Linked DNA regions of Homo sapiens: region 2 is linked to region 1. Evidence: chromatin contacts called from ENCODE Hi-C or POLR2A ChIA-PET data. All regions are on one chromosome and are shown on one strand. Each heading gives the region's core, a stretch centred on a gene start or an enhancer-like site at or near the end of the contact. The rest is flanking DNA. Distances are from core to core; before and after follow the strand shown. Region 1 overlaps APBB1IP (amyloid beta precursor protein binding family B member 1 interacting protein). Region 2 overlaps APBB1IP (amyloid beta precursor protein binding family B member 1 interacting protein).

Evidence for each region. A loop is a pair of places that touch in the nucleus more often than their neighbours do. ChIA-PET counts read pairs that join two places held with the same protein, here RNA polymerase II (POLR2A). Pooled maps may share reads with other maps.
Region 2: a loop to region 1 is called in a map with no recorded cell type, with 4 times the contacts of the local background. The contact joins two enhancer-like sites. A Hi-C loop is called at or near these places in 4 of 168 maps with a recorded cell type or tissue (B cell, Caco-2, GM12878 and 1 more), 7 of 37 single-sample maps with no recorded cell type and 6 of 50 pooled maps. POLR2A ChIA-PET finds 5 or more read pairs at or near these places in 5 of 52 experiments (CD8-positive, alpha-beta memory T cell, GM12878, activated CD4-positive, alpha-beta T cell and 2 more).

Annotation. Positions count from the first base shown.
Region 1 is chr10:26,485,601-26,488,558 of GRCh38, reverse strand. The region is part of intron 2 of APBB1IP (amyloid beta precursor protein binding family B member 1 interacting protein); the gene reads right to left. Among named protein-coding and RNA genes, the nearest start is that of APBB1IP, 49 kb to the right of the region's middle. RefSeq lists an enhancer at 1,287-1,336. Within about 2 kb of position 1,443, at least 13 of the 41 ENCODE cell types and tissues checked have a DNase peak (open chromatin) inside an H3K27ac peak, as active enhancers do; they include GM12878, where a contact is called at or near this core.
Region 2 is chr10:26,527,519-26,530,451 of GRCh38, reverse strand. All of the region lies in intron 8 of APBB1IP (amyloid beta precursor protein binding family B member 1 interacting protein), which reads right to left. Among named protein-coding and RNA genes, the nearest start is that of LINC03028, 50 kb to the left of the region's middle. RefSeq lists a silencer at 938-987. Within about 2 kb of position 1,296, at least 2 of the 41 ENCODE cell types and tissues checked have a DNase peak (open chromatin) inside an H3K27ac peak, as active enhancers do; they include GM12878, where a contact is called at or near this core.

The DNA of each region.
Region 1 (2,958 bases), core at 194-2,693:
TCCTCCTTTCTTTAAATTTCCTACAAGGCTGGGCATGGTGACTCACGCCTGTTATCCCAGCACTTTGGGAGGCCGAGGGGAGAGGATTGCTTGAGGCCAGGAGTTTGAAACCAGCCTGGGCAACATAGAGAAACTTCTGTACAAAAAATTAAAAAATTAGCCAGGTGTGGGGGCACGTGCATGTAGTCCCACATACTTGGGAGGCTGAGACGGGATGATGGCTTGAGCCCAGGAGGTCGAGGCTGCAGTGAACTATGATGGTGCCACCAAAGTCCAGCCTGGGTGACACAGCGAGACTCTCTCAAAAAAAAAAAAAATTCCTACAAAATGGCAGAAAGTATTTAAGTAGATATTATCTCCATGGTTTCACAAATTGTCTCCCAAAACAACTAATATGGTATTAAAAATCTTGTCATGGGTTTTTAAGTTATTATTTTAATAAGGGGAAATTAATGGAAAAAACAATAAAATTCCAGAACTGCTCATGTGAATTGCTTTCTATCTGAGTACAATAGTGTGAGAAAATAAAGGAATCCTTCAGATGAATTATTATTAAGAGTAATTATTGGTGTTAACACATTTCAGATTTTTTTATGAGAGTAATCCATTTTATAAGAATAAATATAGATTTGTTTGCTGACCTCAAAACTGCCAACTAGCATTACAATAAGCTTATAGGAATCAAATATAATTTGAGTAACAAGAATCTTGCCATTGATTCATTCTCCTGAACCCTTAAATTTGGAAAAGCACTAAAATAAAGTCTGGAAATGTGACATCGATGAGTCAGAAAAACCCACTGAACCCAAAGGCCTTCGTTTCTCAGGCTGTGCACACCACTGCTATATAACAGGTTAATGACGTGCCACAGTGAATCATCCACCTAAGATGGAAATAACTCAAAACAACAGCGCGTTCTCGTGACCTCTCCCTGCATTCATCTGGTGAAAATCTTTCCCCCTGCCCTTTCCCCTGCCCTTTCATTCCTTTCCCCCAGAGTCTGTTACTGAGTTATTAAGTGGAGCCAACATCAAAATTGTGCTGAAACGTACAGTCATAAGTAAACTTGCTTGTGAATGGATCACAGTTGCACCCACGGTGAAGATAAAAAGACATTTGACTTCAGGGCAGTTTGTTAACAAAAATTATTAATCTGTAAATTCAGTCATATTACATAATTGACCTCCCTGCAAGAAAACCTTATTATTGAAATGGACAGACAAGAGTTATACACATGTATACAGTGTACACACACACAAGCGTAAGAAAATAGGGCTGTGCCTATATGTACGTGTGGTATTTTCCAAAGGTCAAAATAAAGATTAAAAGAGAGAGAGAGAGAGAGAGGAAAAAAAAAAAAACACCCAGCCCTGACAGCTAAAAGTCTTATTTGGGTTAGCAGCCAGAAAGAGCTGGGGTGGAGTTATCACAGTGAAGCAATGCATTGCAAACAAGCCATGCTCACATCGTGACTGGGTGGAGTTAGAATCTTTTTGTGAGTATGTCACTTCTGAGTTCATTTTATGTCTTGGGAAGAACCACAAGTTGTTGATGAAAAAGAAATGGAAATACTACAAAATCAGCTAGATTTTGTGATTATTATTGTTATTATTGGATAGATGAGGGGTGAGGTGGTTGAAGCCGCTTGTCCAGGCTAAAACTTTCCCTTAGATTCCTTGAACGACAAGGAAATTTTCCCTAATGCTTAATATTTCTAGGCTTCAGTTTTTCAATCCTTAAATCGTTTCTCTTTTCCACCTGGATACATTTCAAAACTATGTCTTTTAAACATTTATCCTAAGTACTGTGATGCATATGGTTTACAGGACATATGTTTATATCGACGGCAGAGTTAATCTCACACATTTAACTCAGTTTGCATGCAGTTTGGGATGCCGTGAAGATCAGCAATTCCAGCCATGGAATCTGGAATTTTGGACCTGGATGAGGGCGGCCTTTATTGCATCGGTCAGAGTAGCTTGCCTAAACACAGCCAGCTCAACATCCCCCAGGCATTTCCCTCTAAGTAGCTCCGACTCACTACTCCCCTTCATGCATTCTCTTCCCATGCGCCTTAACTTGGTAAAAGGCCATTAGTCACATATCAGTCTGACTTAGAACCCTTGGCATAGTCCCTTACTCCTCCCATTTTTCCATCTAGTCGGTCGAGGAATCTGTTGGCTTTTCCTGTAGAAGGCTTCTCCTTGCCTTCATTCTCTCTATCAAGCCACAGTTGACACCTCACCAGCTCACCCAGCCTCCAGCCTTCCAGACTCCCCATCAATATTCACCACCACCGTTGCTGCAAATTGCAAATACAAATGTGAATGTGTCACTCTCCTGTTTAAAAATCTTCCCTGGCTGCTTATGATGAAGTGGAGAGCGTTCAGGCACTCAGCGTGTCTTTCAAAGTCCTTCCTAATTTGTCCCATTCGGGGCCTTTTATTTTTTAATTTATTTATATTTTTTTACATTATTTTATTTTATTTTTAGCAGAGACAGGGTCTTGCTATGTTGCCCAGGCAGGTCTCAAACTCCTGGGCTCAAGTGATCCTCGCACCTCCACCTCCCAAAATGCTGGGATTACAGGCTTGAGCCACCAGGCCTGGCCTCAGGACCCTTGATGTTTTCTGAACAGGCTTTTTAGAACTCTTTTTGTCTTTGTATATGCTATTCCCTTTAAATAATATCCTCCTCTGTGCATATCTCCTTCATAAAATCCTACTGATCATTCAAAATCCAGCTGTCATGCTAACACTTTAATGGTATCTTCATTCCCAGCAGAGATTTGCTATCTACTGCACTTGGTAAACATGTCAGTAAATCCTGGCCTTAACAACCAACTTGACATGGTATTTAATCTCCTTGGACTTCAGTTTCCTTGTCTATAAAATAAGGAAAACAATAATGCCTAATTCTTAGGCTTGTTGTGACATCTAAACAAAATAGCCAAAAATA
Region 2 (2,933 bases), core at 47-2,546, 42 kb before region 1:
CCAAAGTGCTGCGATTACATGCGTGAGCCACCATACCTGGCCAAGTTATTAAATAATTTTTCTCAGCATTAAAATACTCTTAAGTACAGAGCCGGGCATAATGGCATGCACCTGTAGTCCCAGCTACTCCAGAGGCTGAGGCAGGAAGATCACTTGAGCCCAGGTGTTTGAGTCCAGCCTGGGTCACACAGTGGGGGCCTCGTCTCAAAAAAAAAAAAAAAAAGAAAAAGAAAAAAAAGCTTTAAGTACCATAGGGGAGAATCTAGCACAGCAATGTGAATGTACTTAATACCACAGAAGGGTACACTTAAAAATGGTTAAGATGATAAGTCCTATGTTACATATATTTTTCCACAATAACAAAAGATGTGACCCAATATGAGTTCGCCCATTCATACAAGAGTGATTTCAAGGTGCTGCTAGAAAGCAAACCTTGGCTTAGGAAGGCCAGATATTTGAATCACGTATGATGAACTGGAAGCATGAACAGAGAGCATAATGAAGACTCCAAACCCGGGTGCGGTGGCTCACGCCTGTAATCCCAGTACTTTGGGTGGCCAAGGTGGGTGAATCACCTGAGGTCAGCAGTTCGAGACCAGCCTGGCTAACATGGCAAAACCCTGTCTCTACTAAAAATACAAAAATTAATTGGGTTTGGTGGTGGGCGCCTGTAATCCCAGCTACTAGGGAGGCTGAGGCAGAAGAATCACTTGAGACTGGGAAGTGGAGGTTACAGTGAGCTGAGATCATCCCACCGCACTCCAGCTTGGGTGACAAAGCAAGACTCCATCTCAGGAAAAAGGAAAAATTAAAAGAAAAAAAAAGACTCCAGAGCAAGTGTTTGTCATCATCCTTATCTGGGAAAGACAGAGCATCTGTCACCCTCTGCAGGGAAGAACCTGTCTAAACTGTGAAGGGCCACATTTCACCAGGGTGCCCTAAAGAGGCAGGATGTATAGCTGTACCTTTCTCTGAGAACTTTCTCTGACATACTTCTGACTTTTTCAGCTTCAGAATATCCTTCTAAGTGACCATGCTACACTGTTTTTGTTTTTTCTTTTAATGAAATAGCAAAAAACACAAAGCAAATCTGTGCTGGAGGAGGGCAGTCCTTAGAATAAGAATAATTCTTAGAATAATAAGACTGATTGCTTTCGGATCGGAACTTCCACCTGCGGTGTGGGCGCCCACTCAATGCGGGCTGTTCTGTAGAAGTAGTGAGCAGAACTCAACGTTTAGTCATTATATCCTGCAAATGGAAACTGGGTAAACCTGAGTCGAATAATAAAGGAACTTTAAAATGGGAAATGAGACTCTTGGTCATAGCTTGCTCTCTTTTCTCACAGCTTCTGGGAGTGCAACATTTGGGGACAGCTGGATAGGAAAGAAACAGCAAATACTTTTTAAAAATCTTCTTGGAATAAAGAGTAAATCAAGCAAACAGTTATCAGTTCGTGAAGAAATATTTGTGAGTACCCTTTATACATGTAAAACATCCCTGTTCTTTCTTTGGGGAGGGACATATCTCACTCTGTCACCTATGCTGGAGTGCAGTGGCGTGATCATGGTTCACTGCAACCTCCGCCTCCCAGGTTCAAGCAATTCTCCCACCTCAGCCTTGCAAGTAGCTGGGGCTACAGGCACATGCCACCATGGTCAGCTAATTTTTAAATTTTTTGTAGAGATGGGGTCTTGCTATGTTGCCCAGGCTGGTTTGAAACTCCTGAGTTCAAGGGATTCACCTGCCTCGGCCTCCCAAAGTGCTGGGATTACAGGCGTGAGCCACCATGCCTGGCCTCAAATCCCTGTTCTTAAGAAGGTTGCTATCACATGGAGAAGATAAATACAGATCGATCATAGTGAGATGGACAGATGACTCTATATCTGTCAATGGGGAAGATATAAGAGACTACAAAAATTCAAAATGAGCCACAGTCTAGAGATTTTCAGGAAGGAAGAAATTACTATGGACTGCGATGGTCAAGAAAAACTTTACAGAGGGGGTCAAAGTTTGAACGAGGCCTTGAAAGCTGTTCAATGTTCTGGTAGGGAAAAAAAGAATAAGAATAGATTTCCAGGGAGGAGAACAAGCATGCACAAAGGCACAGAGGTGTCTTTGGAGCACTAGTGAGCAGCCAGTCAGGCTAGAGCTATGGGGTTAATGCAGTTCACTGAGTGAAGATCAGACCATCGCTCCCAGTTCTCTGCTCGCTGTCAGGTGACTGGGCAGTAACTTCCCCCAGAATGGGTGAAGCTTATTTCCTTGCTTCACTTACGTTGGGTTTGGCCATGTGACTTGCTTTGACCAAAAGAATGTGGCAGATGGGACGATGCATGGATTCTAAGCAGAGAGCTTGAGGTGCAGAGTGTGTTTCTGTCATTTGCCTGTACTCTTCCCATTGACCGTGGGAAGAATATGTCAGAGTTCTGTGCTATCCAGGGACAATAAGAGAGGCGTGGGGCCAGGCGCAGCGGCTCATGTTTGTAATCCCAGCATTTTGAGAGGCCAAGGCTGTTGGATCACCTGAGGTCAGGAGTTCGAGACCAGCCTGGCCAAGATGGTGAAACCCCATCTCTACTAAATATACAAAATTAGCCGGGCCTGGTGGCACATGCCTGTAATCTCAGCTACTTGGGAGGCTGAGGCAGCAGAATCGCTTGAACCCGGGAGGCAGAGGTTGCAGTGAGCCGAGATCGTGCCATTGCACTCCAGCCTGGGCCACAGGAGCAAAACTCCATCTCAAAAAAAAAAAAAAAAAAAAAAAAGACATGGACCTACCTAAATCTAAGTCTAAGTCATACTCTGGAGCTAAGGACAGGGAGCCTGCAGACCCTGGAGAGAGGAAATGTCTGTTTCTGCAAACCAGTGGGATTCTGAGATAGTATTTTTTTCTTTTTTTTTTTTTTTTGAGACAAGGTATTGCTCTGTTGCC